2 separate regions of the Homo sapiens genome follow, and region 2 is linked to region 1. Evidence: chromatin loops called from intact Hi-C (ENCODE). Cell type or tissue: PC-9. All regions are shown on one strand. Links, peaks and the distances in the headings refer to the core of each region. The heading gives the core; the rest is flanking DNA. Region 1 overlaps DANT2 (DXZ4 associated non-coding transcript 2, distal). Region 2 has its middle 29 kb from the start of AGTR2.

Evidence for each region. Hi-C counts contacts between places; a loop is a spot of excess contacts. Peaks named below come from ENCODE experiments on the same cell type or tissue, not always from the same donor. Only the 100,000 strongest peaks of a DNase experiment are listed, where the experiment ranks them.
Region 2: a loop joins it to region 1, with 4 times the contacts of the local background. A loop is called at or near these places in 3 of 110 quality-filtered maps.

What each region holds. Positions count from the first base shown.
Region 1 is chrX:115,955,525-115,964,229 of GRCh38, reverse strand. The region is part of intron 1 of DANT2 (DXZ4 associated non-coding transcript 2, distal); the gene reads left to right. Among named protein-coding and RNA genes, the nearest start is that of DANT2, 9.2 kb to the left of the region's middle. RefSeq lists an enhancer at 3,493-3,993. In PC-9, for the core only: CTCF peaks have their summits at 4,996, 5,212 and 5,898; no DNase peak of the experiment used is centred there; H3K27ac peaks cover 924 bases.
Region 2 is chrX:116,195,824-116,204,528 of GRCh38, reverse strand. No RefSeq gene overlaps it. Among named protein-coding and RNA genes, the nearest start is that of AGTR2, 29 kb to the right of the region's middle. In PC-9, for the core only: a CTCF peak has its summit at 5,507; no DNase peak of the experiment used is centred there.

The DNA.
Region 1 (8,705 bases), core at 3,827-6,326:
AGTGTCAAAAGAATTGGTACCAATTCTTCTTTGAATATCTGGTAGAATTCTGCTGTGACTCTATCTGATCCTGGACTTTTTTTGTTGGTAATTTTTAAATTACCATTTCAATCTCGCTGCTTGTTATTGGTCTGTTCAGGGTATCTCATTCTTTCTGATTTAAGCTAAGAGAGTTGTATTTTTACAGGAATATATCGATTTCTTCTAGGTTTTCTAGTTTATATGCATAAAGGCATTCATAGTAGCCTTGAATGATCTTTTGTATCTAAGTGGTGTCAGTTGTAATAATTTCTGTTTTGTTTATTAGCGAGGTTATTTGGATTTTCTCTCTTCTCTTGGTTAATCTTACTAATGGTCTATCAATTTTATTTATCTTTTCAAAGAACCAGCTTTTTGTTTCATTGATCTTTTGTATTTTTTTTGTTTCAATTTCATTTAGTTCTGCTCTGATCTTGGTTATTTCCTTTCTTCTGCTGAGTTTGGGTTTGGTTTGTCATTATTTCTCGAGTTCCTTGAAGTGTGACCTTAGATTGTCTATTTGTGCTCTTTCAGACTTTTGGATGTAGGTGTTTATAGCTATGAACTTTCCTTTTAGCACCACCTTTGCTGTATTCCAGAGGTTTTGATAGATTGTGTCATTATTGTCATTTAATTCAAAGAATTTTTAAATTTCCATCTTTATTTCATTTTTGACCCAATGCTCATTCAGGAGCAGGTTATTTAATTTCCATGTAATTGCATGGCTTTGAAGGTTTATTTTGGAGTTGATTTCCAGTTTTATTCCACTATGGTCTGAGAGTGCTTGGTATAATTTCAATTTTTTTTAAGTTTATTGAGGCTTGTTTTGAAGCCTATCTTATGGCCTATCTGAGGAGAAAGTTCCATGTGCTGTTGAATAAAATGTGTATTCTGTGGTTGTTGGAGAAAATGTTCTGTATGTAGCTCTTAAGTCCATTTGTTTCAAGGTATAGTTTAAATCCATTGTTTCTTTGTTGACTTTCTGTCTTGATGACCTGTCTAGTGCTGTCAGTGAAGTATTGAAGTCCCCCACTATTATTGTGTTGCTGTCTATCTCATTTCTTAGGTCTATTAGTAATTGTTTTATAAATTTGGGAGCTCCAGTGTTAGGTGTATATATGTTTAGGATTGTGATATTTTCCTGTTGCACAAGGCCTTTTACCATTATATGCTGTCCCTCTTTGTCTCTTTTAACCGCTGTTGCTTGAAAGTTTGTTTTGCCTGTTATAAGGATAGCTACCCCTGCTCACTTTTGGTGTCCATTTGCATGAAATGCCTTTTTCCACCACTTTAAGTTAATGTGAGTCCTTATATGTTAGGTGAGTCTCCAGAAGGCAGCAGATGGTTGGTGAGTTCTTATCCGTTTTGTGATTCTGTATCTTTTAAGTGGAGCATTTAGGCCATTTGCATTCAATGTTAGTATTGAAATGTGAGGTACCATTACTTTCATTGTGCTTTTTGTTGTCTGTGTACTTGGTGTTTTTTGTTTTTTGTTTTTGCTTTTTTTTTCCGCAGAAAAGTCAGAATTAAGTTTTATTTCACATTGGTAGAAACCATGAAAAACATTTACATTTTCCCACATTACAGCACATTTCAATGGAATATTTCTTGCCATAAATAATATCTTGCTGATTTGTAGAACTGAAATAACAGTTTATGTTCTTCAAGGTAAAGAAAAATGACATAGTAAATGATTGTTTAAACTTGTATTTTTGTTTTATAGGTCCTATGTGATTTATGATTGAAAGAGGTTCTGTTTTGATATGTTTCCAGGATTTCTTTCAAGATTTAGAGCTCCTCTTAGCAGTTCTTGTAGTGGTGGTTTGGTAATGGCGAGTGTTCTCACCATTTGTTTGTCTGAAAACGACTGTATCTTTCCTTCATATATGCTTCATATATGATGCTTAGTTTCGCTGGATACAAAATTCTTGGCTGATAATTGTTTGTTTGAGTAGGCTGAAGATAGGGCCCCAATCCCTTCTAGTTTATAAGGTTTCTGCTGAGAAATCTGCTGTTAATCTGATAGGTTTTCCTTGATAGGTTACCTGGTGCTTCTGTCTCACAGCTCTTGAGATTATTTCCTTCATCTTAACTTTGAATAAAGTGATGACAGTGTGCCTAGGCAAAGATCTTTTTGTAATGAATTTCCCAGGTATTTTTTGTGCTTCTTATATTTGGATGTCTAGGTCTCTAGCAAGGCTGGGGAAGTTTTCCTTGATTATTCCCCAAGATATGTTTTCCAGGCTTTTAGAATTCTCTTCTCCCTCAGGTACACCAATTATTCTTAGGTTCAGTTGTTTAACATAATCCCAGACTTCTTGGAGACTTTGTTTATATTTTATTATTCTTTTTACTTTGTCTTTGTTGGGTTGGGTTGATTCGAAGACCTTGTCTTTGAGCTATAAATTTCTTTCTTCTACTTGTTCAATTATATTCCTGAGACTTTCCAGAGCATTTCACATTTCTAAAAGTGTGTCTAAAATTTCCTGAATTTTTTATTGTTTTTTCTTTAAGCTATCTATTTCCATGAATATTTCTGCCTTCACTTCTTGTATCATTTTTTGGATTTCCTTGCATTGGGCTTCGCCTTTCTCTGGTCCCTCCCTGATTAACTTAATAACTAACCTGAATTTTTTTCAGGTAAATCAGCGATTTCTTCTTGATTTGAATCCATTGCTGGGGAACTAGTGTGATTTTGGGGGGGGGGTTGAAGAGCCTTGTTTTGTCATATTGCCAGGGTTGGTTTTCTGGTTTCTTCTCATTTGGGTAGGCTCTGTTAGAATGAAGGTCAAGGGCTGAAGGCTGTTGTTCAGATTCTTTGGTCCCACAGGGTGTTTCCTTGATGTACTACTCTCTTCTCCCTATGGATGTGGCTTCCTGTGAGCCAAACTGCAGTGATTGTTGTCTCTCTTCTGGGTCTAGCCACCCAGTGAGTCTACCCAGCTCCAGGCTGGTACTGGGGGTTGTCTGCACAGAGTCCTGTAATGTGAACTGTCTATGGGTCTTTCAGCCATGGATACCAGTGCCTGTTCCAGTGGAGATGGCAGAGGGTGCAATGGACTCCATGAGGGTCCTTAGCTTTGGTGGTTTAATGCTCTATTTTTATGCTGGTTGGCCTCCTGCCAGGAGGTGGTGCTTTCCAGAAATCATCAGCTATAGTAGTGTGGAGAGGGACTGGTAGTGGGTAGGGCCCTAGAACTCCCAGGATTATATACCCTTTGTCTTACACTACCAGGGTGGACAGGGAAGGACCATCAAGTAGGGGTGGGGCTAGGCATGTCTGAGCTCAGTAAATACTCTCCATGGGTGGGTCTTGCTCCAGCTGCTGTGGAGGATGGGGGTGAGATTCCCACGTCATTGGAGCTGTGTACCTAGGAAGATTATGGCTACCTCTGCTGAGTCATGCAGGTTGTCAGGAAAGTGAGGGAAAGCTGGCAGTCACAGGCCTCACCCAGCTCCCACACAAATGGTAGGGCCAGTCTCATGTCCACTGTGCCCCCGCAAACAGCCCTGAGTCTATTTCCAGGCAGTGGTCAAGTTGGGCTTGAAAACTTGCCCAAGGTTATCTGCCTCCCAGCTGCAAGAGAAAAGTTCTTCCACCGCCTGTGAAGTCTGCAAGCCTGATTCACACCCTCCCCTGAGTTCTGGTCAGGAGGCTTCTCACCCCATTCAAATTGTTACAAAGTTCAGCTAGAGAATTCTTTCTCCCTGTGGAGTTTTACCCCTTGCTCCTCTGGCCACCCTCCGATGGATCCCTGTGGTGCCAGGCAGGAATGGGCTGCTTGGGGACCCAGTGAGCTCCCAGGGCCTTTCTGCTGCTTCCTCTACCCCTGTATTTTACTCATCTCTCTAACTTGACTCAGCTGCAGGTAAAGTCGGAAACCTCTCCTGCAAACTGACCTTCGGCTTCTCCAGTCGGGGTGTGCTCAGGAGAAGGGGGAAGGGGGTCTCCCTTTCCCACTTCTACAGTTGGGGCACTCATAGTATTTGGGGTGTCTCCTGGGTCCTGCAGGTGCAGTCTGTTTCCTTTAGAGGGTCTGTGAATCCTCTCAGGATTGCTGGTTTGTTCTTGCAGTTGATCTGGAGCTAAAATTCACAATGCAAGACGCTGCATGCTGCTCTGTCCGGAGCTATAATCTAGTCCTGCCTTCTGTCTGTCATGATGCTGTCTCTCTCCTGATTTCAATTTTTTAAAAAAAATTCTGTCTTAATTTCATCAATGACCCAAAGATCTCTTTTTAGGAGATTGTAAGCTCTTTTTAGGAGTGCTCTAAGAAAGGAAGTTTAAATATTATCAAGTATGTGTTAGCTAGAAAAAAAAACTACATTTTTTTCTCAACTGTGAGAATTCTGTGGTAAACATGATAAGTAGGGCTGGGCCATCCCAGGGACACTGCTAGAAGACATTCTAGATTTTGGTAAGTCCTTTAGTGCAGAGGTTTGAATAGAGTTTTCAAGTGCCAAGTATTCTGAGATCTTATATCTAACTGACCTAAAAGTAGGACCATCGTAGCCTGAAGACAAGAGGACAGCATTGTGAGAAGAGCTGGGTCCTCAGGCCCTGTTGTCTTGGGATGGCAGTTTTGCATCATACTTCATGCCAGTCCTGATGCCTCAGGGCTGCCTCTCTTTGTGTCTAGCTGCCTGAGACCTCAAGGTTAAATTATATTATAGTAAAAATGCCCAAGACAGAATGTTCCCACTGGTCCAAAGTAGATTTGACTTCAACTCTGTGCCCAGACTAAAGACATTTCCTATAGTCTTGACCAGATCCAGTGTTAAAGATAGAACCATGGGTAGATATGTTTGGATCCATTCCTAGAGTTACATGGTGGGGACAAATTTATTTTTCTCTGAGAGGAAGCTAAAGACCATTCTACCAGAAAGATGCCCTGCACACTGGAGGACCAACTGTGAGAGCTGGGAGTCACTTAGTGACAATCACTTTAATGCTGGTTGGCTTTTTTTCAGTGGCAAATGATGGAGGAAGAGGTAACTGAGTGGGTGGCACCAAAGGGCATGTTAACATTTCTGGTAAAATACTGCCATCTAAAGGAAACTCTTTCCCAAACCAGTCACCCATCTTCCCCTCTTCCCCTCTTCCATCTTCCTCCAACTTCCTATTTTCTCCCACACTGACTCACCTCACCACTCCTCATCCTTCCCTATCAAACCTTCCTGTGGTGCATTGGAAATGGAAAACAAAGTCCTAGGCTGAGGGGACACGCAGCAGAACCACACTCCAAAATGCATATATAAAGCATCTCCTGGGAACAGCTCAGACTTTGCAACCTCCAAACACAGGCACCAGGAGGAGACAACCAGCCAGGGAGCCTGAGCTGAAAGGCACAGGAAGCCTAGGCTAGGGACTCTGCTTACCACCATGTTTATTCAAAACTGCAGTAGCATATCTCAAAATTGTATGTTCACCTGAAGTTTGAATCCCAACCTCCAGGGGACAGTGGGACTCTGGTCGCCTTTGACCTCTTGGTCAAGCTGCCCTTGCAGTGACCCGTGAGAATGCCCAAGTGCATATGTCTCCTGGAAAGCAGGGGTTGGGCTCAGATCCTACTGCGTGCCCAATTTTCTTCTCTTCCCTGAGGGCTCCACCATCCTCCCATGCTAAAGGCACAGTTAGGGATGTGTTTAGGTTGGGTCCATCCCTTGGACGGTTCAAGGGGACCACTTCCCTGTTTGTCAGGAAGGCAGGCTAAGAGGACCCCGCCAAGGCCATTCTCCCCAGGACAGGGTCCCGCAGGTGGGCCAGAGCTGGCCAAAAGTGGCTGAGATGGTGATCAGCCATGTTCAGAGCATGGTTGGCTTTTTTTTCTTAGCAAAGGGCAGAGGGAGTGGACCTGGGGGAAGGGCAGGTGGGCATTTCTGGAGCAATACTGCCATCAAGAGGAATCATTTGGCAATCCCACGCACCCTTCCCTGTGCTTGCCTGGGGAGGAGCGGCTTGGGAGTGCTATAGGGGACCAGGCAGGACTAGGGCCAGTGCCCAGATAGATCCAGGCTCTCTGGAGGCCCAAGGGAAGTGGGGCCCGTGGCTGGGTCGGGATGTGGAAGCCCCAGAAATAGGCACTGAGGATGAGGTGGCCAGCCAGGACACCTGGCACGTTCCGTACAGGAAGTCATGGCTCAGGAGTCTGGTGGTGGCCATGATCTGGGTGAGACTAATGGAGGCCTCAGCCAAGGAGCTTTTGCTCGGGGCCACAGGCAGTTTGCCTGGTGCCCCTTTTCTTGAGAGCAATTGGCGTGATGGCCTAGCTGGGTCCTCGGCCCCAGGAGGCTCTCTTGGCCACAGTGCACAGCAGTGAGGATGGGCCACTCCCAGTGTTACCAGTGGAGGGTGTCAAGGTTTTTAGCATCTTGAAAAATGAATTGGACAAAATGTACAAACAAAGCAAGGAAAGAAGGAAGCAGTAAAAGCAGACATTTATTGAAAATGAAAGTACACTCTACAGGGTGGGAGCGGGCTTGAGCATAGGGGCTCAAGAGCCCCATTACAGAAATTTCTAGGGTTTAAATACCCTCTAGAGGTTTCTATTGGCTACCTGGGGTATGCCCTATGTAAATGAAAAGGATGAAGTAACATTACAGAGTTATTTACTCGGCTTATGCCCTGTGTAAATAGAAAGGATATTACCTGTCATAGCTGAAGTGTTTCCATTTCATTTAGTTCTAGGAAGTCAGCATGAAATGGCCTTATGTTTCCTGCCTCCAGACCCTGTTCTCCTACCACATTTCCCCCCGAGAGGTGTGATCTCATAAATCTTTATGGCAGGTGGAGGGACTGATGGTCTTTCTCCTCTAACTGCTTTCTGCTGGCTTAGGGGGTAGTCCCTACCTGTCGGGAATTATGGAACTCTCACCCTGCTCTGTCTAGTGGAGGCAGGGTAGCTCCTTAGTGGCCAGGGGTGATGTCTTCACCTGGAACTGCCTGGAACCTTTGTTGCATGATTATCTGAAGCTTGATGGTCTCTATGTGAGAAGAAATGAATTTGGTTAAAAGATTTAATGGGAACTTCAGGGGGTGTCTACATATGCTGTCAGGAATGTTTGTTCTAGAGATTTGCCGGAGAAAAACAAAACCTGGTCTGTTCTAGGACCTGTGTTTCCTTAAAGTTTTAACACAAGCGACTCCAGTTTGGTTTGGTTTGGTCTTTTGAGGCCTAGTGCATAAGCTCAATCCAAAACAATGGCCTCCCACAATTTTGTTTTTTAAAAAATTCCCTTTTTGGTCAGTTTCTCACTTAGATGAGAGTATGACCAAAACTTAGGGCCTTAGCGACGCTCTCAGTTACCATCATTTTGGGTTTCTGGTCTCAGCCTGTCATTCATCAGTGGCCTTATAGTCACACATTTCTTTCAGCTCTTGTCATTCCAGTTGAAGAGAAACCATTTGACATTCTAGAGATGGCTGCATGCAAGCATTTAAAACCTCTGAGAGGGCCGGGCACGGTGGCTTACGCCTGTAATCCCAGCACTTTGAGGCTGAGGTGGGCGGATCACGAGGTCAGGAGATCGAGACCATCCTGGCTAACATGGTGAAACCCCGTCTCTACTGAAAATACAAAAAAAACTAGCCAGTCATGGTGGCAGGTGCCTATAGTCCCAGCACTTGGGAGGCTGAGGCAGGAGAATGGCATAAACCCGGGAGATGGAGCTTGCAGTGAGCGGAGATCCTGCCACTGCACTCCAGCCTGGGCAACAGAGCAAGACTCCATCTCAAAAAAAAAAAAAAAAAAAAAAACAACCTCTGAGAGAAGACAGTGCACCAGGGAGACTATTATTATGACTAAGAGTTTGGTTTGGAGTATGCTCCTTACCCAGGATCCACATAAACCAAACCTCCTAAAATCAAATAGATACAAGAATGAGCTCGATAAAGAGTCTATTCCCTTAACTAGGCAGTTTCTTCATTAATCAGCTACACCTGAATCTCTATAATACCCGATGTTTCCTCCATAGGCCATAAGTGCCAGCAGCTGCACAGATACTTCTCTATTCAGCCAATTCTATCATAACTTTCACAAGAGAATTTAAAGTCTTTTGTGTAACTGTAGCCTTTATGGTGGAATTTGCTATAGAACCTATCATGAGGGATACATTTCTCCTTTTACATTGCTTCTTTTACTCCAAACAATGGAAAAAGGACCTAACAAATGATGCCTTTCTAGAAGAGTGAAGGCCTTCTGACAATGTTCTCTTTAACCTGTGATGTGGGTGAAGAAGAGTGAACCAATGTTCTGTTTCCAACTGATTACGAGGCAATGTATGTACCATTAAAGTTTCTCACCTACATTGGGCCTTCATCTTTTATCTTTCAAAGTATAAGGTTATCCATGTATAAGGCTGGCTCCAAACTCCTTCACAAATAAAATTATACCCTATAAGTGCACATAACAGACCACTTTTCTACTTCTATTGTTCATAGAGGCATAAGCAAGAAAACATATTCAAAGATAAGAGTCTCATGATAGTAGAAGTCTTAATCTGTGAACTCTTGAAAAGCTGTTTACATCAAGGATGCCATCTTCTTCTAGGGAGAAAATTCCCTCGTTACTTTTACCTTAAGGGTTCCAGTGGATGTACAGTTCCAAGACTGTGGACGGACCCTTCTCAGTTGTGAGATTATGAACCCAGAGTTCAAGGTTCGAAAGTTTTGCTGCAATGTGGGTGGC
Region 2 (8,705 bases), core at 4,078-6,577, 240 kb before region 1:
GACTTTCCATTCTGGCATCTAGCTGATGTCTCCATCATCATGTTAGCATCTACTGTTAGACTATATTAAAAGTATAATTATGAGAGTAAAGCAAGATGGCAGAATAGAAGCCTATATCATTCGTACCTTCCACTGTAAAACTAAATTTTTACAACTATCAACACACAAGAAAGCACTGTCACAGGAATCAAAAATTAAGTGAGCAATCACAGTACCTGGTTTTAACTTTATATTACTAAAAGAGACATTGAGGAGGGCAGGAGAGATGGTTGAATTGCCAATGGCATTGCAATCCCTTAGAAGTGGCCATGTGGCAGGAAGAGAGAATCTATGCGCTTTGGGGAGGGAGAGTGCAGCAACTGGGGGATTTTACATAGGACTCAGTGCTGCCCAGTCACAGTGAAGAATAAAGCCATGCCAGACTCAGCCAGGGCCCATGCATGAAGGGAACATTTGGACCAGACCTAGCCAGTGGGGAATAGCCCATGCTTGTGGCCAGAACTTAAGTTTCTTGGCAAGCCTTGCCACTACAGGCTGAAGTGCTCTGTGGCCCTAGTTAAACTTGAAAGATAGTCTAGGACACAAGGACTGCAATATGTAAGCAACTCCTAGTGCTAAGCTAGGCCTAGAGCCAATGAACTAGAGTGGCCCATGATCTAGGGACATACCAGCTGGTATGGATAAGGGATTGTTTGAGCCATTCTTCCCCCCAAACCAGGCAGTAAAGCACACAGCAATGAAAGTGACTCCATCCTTCTGATTAGGGAGAGGGGAGTGAAGAGTAAAGAGGACTTTGTCTTGCATGTTAAATACCAGCTCAGCCACAATAGGATAAGTCACCAAGCAGAGTTTTGAGGACACATTCCAGGCCCTAGATCACAGACATTTCTAGACAAATCCTGGGCCAAAAGGGAACTTACTCCCCTAAAGAAAAGGACACAGTCCTGGCAGGATTTATTACCTGATGACCAAGGAGCCCTTGGGACTTGTACAACCAGTAGCAAAACCCAGGGTATATGACATGGGCCTTGGGCTTTAGATGTGCTGGCTTCAGGTGTTACCATCCACATTCCCAAATCTGGTGGTGACAGTGAAAGACTTCTGTTTGAGAAAAATAAGGAAAAGTAAAGGGGACTTTGTCTTATACCTTAGGTACCAGCTGAGCCACAGTGGGGAAGAACAGCAAGCAGGATCCTGGGGTACTCAAGTCCAGGGATAGGCACTTGGGCAGCATTTCTGGACATGACCTGGGCTATGCAGGAGCTCATTTGCTTACAGGTTGAGTCCAAGGACTGGCAGCACTCACCACAAGCTGACAGAAGGGCTTTGGGGATTTTAGTGAATACCAGTGGAGGCCTGGCACAACAATCTGTGGATGAGTGATGGTGGTGGCCACAGAAAGAGGCTACTATGCCTTTGGAAAGGGGAGAAAAGAGTAGGAAGGACTTTGTATTGTGGTTTCAGTGCCAGCTTAACTGTAGTAGAATAGAACATAGAGTAAATTTCTAAGGTTTTTCTACTACAATTTCTGGCTCCCAGACAGCATCTCTGGCCATGACTGTGGGCTGGGGAAACTCACCACCATGAAAGGAAGGGCCTTGTGCAAGAAACAGTGTTGTTCTAGCTTCAGGTCTGGCCCAGCAAAGTCCCAGCTGATGGCCACAGGTATCTTGCATCACTATACCTCCAGTTCCAGATGGTTCAGCACAGAGGGGAAGACTGTTTCCTTGGGAGAAAGTAAGAAAAAAGAATAAGAATCACTGCCTGGTAATCCAGAGAATTCTTCTGAATCTTATACAAGACCACCAAAGTGGTACCTCTACGAGTCTGCAAAAACCACAGTGTTATTGGACACGGATCCCTAGTGTCTTTGATTGCCTGGAAAGTCTTCACAAGAAGAACAGGCACAAACTAGCCCAAATGTTGAAGACTACAATAAATACCTAACTCTTCAATACCCAGACACTGATGAACATCTACAAGCATCAACACCATCCAAGAAAACATGACCTCACCAAATGAACAAATAAGGCACCGAGGACCAATTCTGGAGAAATAGAAATGTATGACCTATCAGTAAAAGAATACAAAATAGCTATTTTGAGGAAACTCAGAGAAATTCAAGATAACACAGAGAGGCAATTCAGAATTCTACCAGTTAAATTTACAAAGAGATCAAAATAATTAAAAATAATCAGGTAGAAAATATAGAGTTAAAAATGGAATTGACACATTGAAGAAGGCTATTTGAAAACACATAGTAAGAGGAGGTGAAAAAGAATACAAAGAATGAAGCATGCCTACAAAGTCAAGAAAATACCCTCAATATGGCAAATCTAAGAGTTATTGGCCTTAAAGAGGAGGCAGAGAAAGAGAGGAGTAGAAAGTATACACAGAGGAATAATATCGGAGAATTTTGCAAACTTAGAGGAAAATATCAATATCCAAGTATAAGAAAGTTATGGAACACTGAGCAGTTTTAACCCAAAGAAGAGTACCTTAAGGCATTTAATAATAAAATTCACAAAGGTCAAGGATTAAAAAAGGATCTTCAGCAAGAGAAAAGGAAAAAATAACACAAATTGGAGCTCCAATGTCTGGCAGCAGACTTTTCAGTGGAAAATTTATGGGCCAGGAGAAAGTGGCTGACATATTTGAAGCACTGAAGGAAAAAAACCTTTTATCCGAGAATAGTATACTTGGTGAAAATAGTTTTTCAGCATAAAGGAGAAATAAAGACCTTCCCAGGCAAACAAAACCTGAGGAAATTTATGAACATAAAACATAAAACCAGTCTTACAAGAAATGCTAAAGAGAGTTCTGCAACCTAAAAAAAAAAAAAAAAAAAAAAAAAGTGGTTAATGGGTAATAAGAAATCATCTGAGAGTACAAAACTCACAGGGAATTGTAAGCAGATAGAAAAACACAGAGTATTATAACACTGTAATTATGGTGTTTAAACTACTCTTAAGTAGAAAGACTAAATGATAAACCAATCAAAAATAATAACTATGATTTTTCAAGAAATAGGCAGCACAAAAAGAGAAACAACCATAAGTTTTAAAGTGGAGGGACAAAGTTTATCTCTTGCATTTTCATCAGTTTACCTTTTGTGTGTTTGTTTCTTTGTTTATGCAATCAGTGTTAAGTTGTTATCAGCTGATAATGGGTTTTAAGATAGTATTTGCAAGCCTCATGATAAACTCAAATTGAAAAACATACAATGGATACACAAAAAATAAAAAGCAAAAAATGAAAGCATACCACCAGAGAATATCACCTTCACTAAAAGGAAGACAGGAAGTAAACAAGGAAGAGAAGGCTGCAAGACAATCAAAATAATAAGAAGATGGCAGGAGTAAGCCTTTTCTTTTTAATAGTAACATTAATGTAAATAGATTAAACTCTCCAATCAGAAGACAGTGGATGAATGGATTCACAAATGATCTGTTGCATACAAGAATCATACTTCACCTACAAAGATATATATAGACTAAAAATAAATGGATGGACAAAGATATTCCGTGCAATGGAAACCAAAAAAGACCAGGAGTAGCCACACTTAGATCATACAAAATAGACTTCAAGACAAAAACCATAAGAAGAGAAAAAGAAGATCACTATATAATGATAAAGAGGTCAATCCAGCAAATGGACATAACAATTTTAAATATGTGTGCACCCAACACTGGAGCTCCTAGATTATACAAATGAAATATTATCAGAGATAGAGAGAGATAGGCCCTGATACAATAATAGCTGGAGACTTTAACACCCCACTTTCAGCATTGGACAGATGTTCCACACAAAAATCAACAAAGAAACATCAACATATAGGAACTGACTTAACCAAAGATGTGGAAGATTTTTATAATGAAAAGTATACAACACTGATGAAAGAAATTGAAGAGAGCAACAAAAAAGTGGAAAGATAGTCCATGTTTCTGAATTACAAGGGTCAATATTCTTAAAATGTCTACTCAAATCAGTCTACAGATTCAGTGCAATCTCTATCAAGAAACCAATGACATTTTATACAGAAATATTTTAAAAATCCTAAATGTATTTATAATCACAAAAAACCCAGAATAGCCAAAGTTATCTTGAGCAAAAAGAACAAAACTGGAGAAATCACATTACCTGACCTCAAATTATACCACATAGCTACAGCAACAAAAACAGCATGGTGCTGGCATAGAAACAGATACACAGACAAATGGAACAGAATAGAGAACCCAGAAATAAATACACACATCCACAGTGAACATACACCTTTTTGACAAAGATGCCAAGAACATACATTGGGAAAAGGCAGTCTCTTCAATAAATGGTGCTAGGAAAGCTGGATATCTATATGGAGAAGAATGATACTTGACCCTTATGTCTTTTCTTATACAAAAATCAAATAAAAATGGACATAAAATGAAATTTAAAGCCTCAAACTATGAAACTGCTACAAGAAAACATTGGAGAAACTCTCCAGGACATCAGCGTGAGTCAAGATTTCTTGAGTAGTTCCCTGCAAGCACAGGTAATCAAGACAACAATGGACAAATGGTATCATACCAAGTTAAAAAGCTTCTGCACGACAGAGGAAACAAGCAACACAGAGTAAAGACAACTCACAGAATGAGAATAAAAATTTGCAAACCACTCATCAGGAAAGGTATTAATAACTAGAATATATGAGTAGTTCAAACCAATCTATAAAAAAAATCTAACCGGCTTTAAAAATGGAGAAAAGATTTAAATAGACATTTCTCAAAAGAAGACATACAAATGGCAAACAGGTATATGAAGGGGTGCTCAACATCATTGATCATCAGAGAAATGTGAATAAAAACTAAAACTAGATTATCATCTCACCTCTGTTAAAATCACTTATATCCAAAAGACAGGTAATAACAAATGCTGATGAAGATATGGAAAAAAGGGAATTCTTATACACTATTGATGGGAATGTAAATTAGTACAACCACTATGGAAAACAGTTTGGAGGTTCCTTGAAATATAAAAATAGAGCTACCATATGACCCTGCAATCCTACTGCTGGCATATACCCAAAAGAAAGGAAATCATTATATCAAAGGGATATCTGCACTCCCATGTGTGTTTGCAACGCTGTTCACAATAGTCAATATTTGAAAGCAACCTAAGTGTTCATCAACAGATGAAGAGATAAGGAAAATGTAATACTTATACGCAATGAAGTACTATTCAACCACGAGATTCTTTTGCAACAAGATAGATGGAACTGACGGTCATTATGTTAAATGAAGTAACCAGTTCTGGAAGAATAACATCACATCTTCTACTTTATTTGCACAATCTAAAAATCAAAACATCAAAACAATCTAAAATCAAAAACAATCTAAAAAAATCTAAAAAATCTTAAAAAAATCAAAACAATCTAAAAATCAAAACAATTGAACTGACGGAGATAGAGAATAGCAGTATGGTTACCAGAATCCAGGAAATAACACACTCAAATGAGGTATATGTTGCCTCCAGAATCCAGACCATCCGCTAGGTGGCCTCTTTTTTGGTTTTTAGAGGGACCAGATGCAACAATTCATTCTTCATCTTAAATAGAATATCTTGACATGCCCCACACCATTAGACCCTTAGAAATTTCACTTAAGGACAAGTCCCCTAAATGTTCATCGGATTTATTTTTATTTATTTATTTTTAAATAGTTCAGCAATTTTTATTTCATGGTTCTGGGGGTTAACGAGCTCAGCTGGGTGGTTCTCACTTGAGCTACCTCATATAGTTGTAATCAGATGGCTGCTGAGAGTGAAGTTATCCGAAGATGTCTTTACTCAATGTCTGGCACCAGAGCTGAGATGACTGTAACAACTGGGAACTAGTCAAATATCTTTTTCTCCACACATAGTCTCTTTATCTGGCTAGCTTGTACTTTTTATACAATGGCAGACTCAGGGTAAACTGACTTCTCACAAGGTGACTAGCTTCCCCACAGTTACTATTTCAAGGTAGCGGTTTTATTTTTTATCTTCTGACACACAAATATCTTACCAATAAGTCTAGAGTGGTTGCTACTTCTTGCTCACTAGGTCCAATCAGCATGATGTCATCAATACGATAGAACAGTGTGATATTTTGTGGAAGGAAAAGGTGATTAGATCCCTGCAAATCAAATTGTTACATAGGGCTGGAGAATAGATATACCACTGAGGAGAGTAAAAGTGTTATTTCTGGCCTTGTCAGCTAAAAATAAACCACTCCTGGTGGGCCTTATTCAGAGAGACGGTGAAAAAGGCATTTTTCAAATCAATACTTCCATACCAGGTAACAGTGGATGTGTTAATTTGCTCAAACAATGAAACCATATCTGGTACAGTACTGTGATTGAGCTGACTTTCTGGCTAAGCTTTCAACAGTCCACTGTTATTGTTCAAGATGCAACTGTCTTCCACACAGGCCAAATAGAAGAGTTGAACGAGGATGTACTGGAAATTACTCCCCGTGCATATTTTAATTATTTAATGGCATTAATCTCTGCAGTCACTACAATAATGCAGTATTGCTTTTGGTTTACTATTTTTCTAAATAAAGGCAGTCTAGTGGCTTTCATTTGGCCTTTCAACCATAATAACCCTCACTCCACAAATAAGGGAACCAATGTGGGGATTCTGCTGCAGCTGAGTATATCTATTCCAATTGTTCACTCTGGAAGTGCATAAATAACCACAGCATGGTCTCAGGGGCCCACTGTGCCAAATGTGAGATGCACTAGAACAAAAAATCTACTTATCATCTGAACTCCATAAGCCCTTAGTTTCACTGGTAGGCCAGAGTGACATTTTGTGTATCCTGGAATTATTGCCAGTTCAGAGTCACTGTTGAAGAGTTCCCCAAAGGTCTCATTATTTCCTTTTCCCCAATACACAGTTACCCTGGTAAAAGGCCATAGGTCACTTGGGGAAAGCTGGAAGAAAGACTAACAATATGCATTTTTGTCAGTGTACCAGAGTCCTTTCTCAAGGAGATCTGGTTTCCCCTTCATTAAAAGGGTTCTGGGACTATACACTGGCTCAATTATTGGAATTGAAAAACAGTAAATCTATTTCTATAGTTCAGATTAGGCTTTTATTCAATAGACCTAAAACTTTTCTTCTAATACAAATGAAGTAAAAATTTAGTAGGTTCTCTATGTATTTCACTTCTAGGAACACCATAATTAACTATCCAATGCCATAGGTCTGTATGAGTCAGAATAGTCTGATTGCTGCTTTGACTCTGCTATCCACTATGACAATCATACTGACCTTACCTTTGGTGGCCGAGTGCCACAACTTGGCCACTACCATCCTGGGATACAATTACTCCTACTGCATTTAGGTTTTACAATTCAGTGATTGCAGTTCCCACAGTAAAGTCTGGACTACAGAGAAGAGCAATCACAGAGCTCATCAAAATTGCTGGGGCCCTCCTCACAATTTATTTCTCACAATACTGGTAAAATGTCATGTCTTCTGGACATTTCTATTGTGAGTCTTAAATGACAAATTCACTTTAATATTTCCATCCTCCTAAACTTTTGAATCACTTTCTCTCCGTTAAACCAAGACAAGTCTGGTATTTCCAACTTATTCACTGTGGCCACCTTTCAGCCCACCAACAAAACTGTTAGAGGCCCTTTCTAACTCCCCAAGCTGCAACATTAAATGCAAATTTTCTGCTTAGTGATCCCATACCAATCAATGTGGCCTGATCCAAGTTAATGTTTATTCCACTATTATCCCACAACCCTAATATCAATTCCCAAATGTTTCCCTATTTCTGCTTGTATAAGTCAGAAATCTCAGGTAGTTATTTTGGAGAGTAGTGCATCTCCCCAGGGGTCACACATTGTATCTCACCTTTAGGGATCTTTTGAGACTTGAGTCTAGTTTTATATAGGTCTAGAGACAAAAAGGTATAATAAAGCTGGGTCCTGCAGAGACTCAACAGTGTCGCTCATACAGCAATTGCCTCAGGGAAGACCATTACAATTTTCTCTAGCAATTAGAGGTTAGTTTCTTCAGAAAAGGTAGAGAGGCTGATGCCACTGGGAATGGGGGAGTTGCTACCATTGAGGATAGGTAAGCAACTTCTACTGGGGATGGGGAAACTTCTTCCAGTGAGAATGGGAAGGCCACATCTCCTGGGGGGAGTGAGAACTCTTCCACTAGCTAAGACTGACTTAGAATTTAGGGCAAGACACAGTGGCTCACGCCTGCAATCCCAGCAATTTGGGAGGCCGAGGTAGGTGTATCACTAGGCCAGGAGTTTGAGACCAGCCTGGCCAATATGGAGAAACCCCATCTCTACTAAAAATGCAAAAATCAGCTGGGCGTGGTAACACGTGCCTGTAGTCCCAGCTACTCGGGAGGCTGAGACAGGAGAATCGCTTGAACCCAGGAGACAGAGGTTGCAGTGAGCTGAGATTGTGCCACTGCACTCCAGCCTGGGTGACAGAGCCAGATTCCATCTCAAAGAAAAGAAAAAAAAGGATTTAGGGGCTGAATTTTCCCAGATTTATCAGGGTCTTCTCACACATCTCCATTCTGACTTACAGTATCCCATTCTTTTCTAATCAGTGTCATCACTTTAACAGTAGATGCCCTTTGAAACTTGAAATTCAACATGGGTTGTGATTCAGACAGTCACAGAATGAGATTCTGGGTTTAATTTTCAG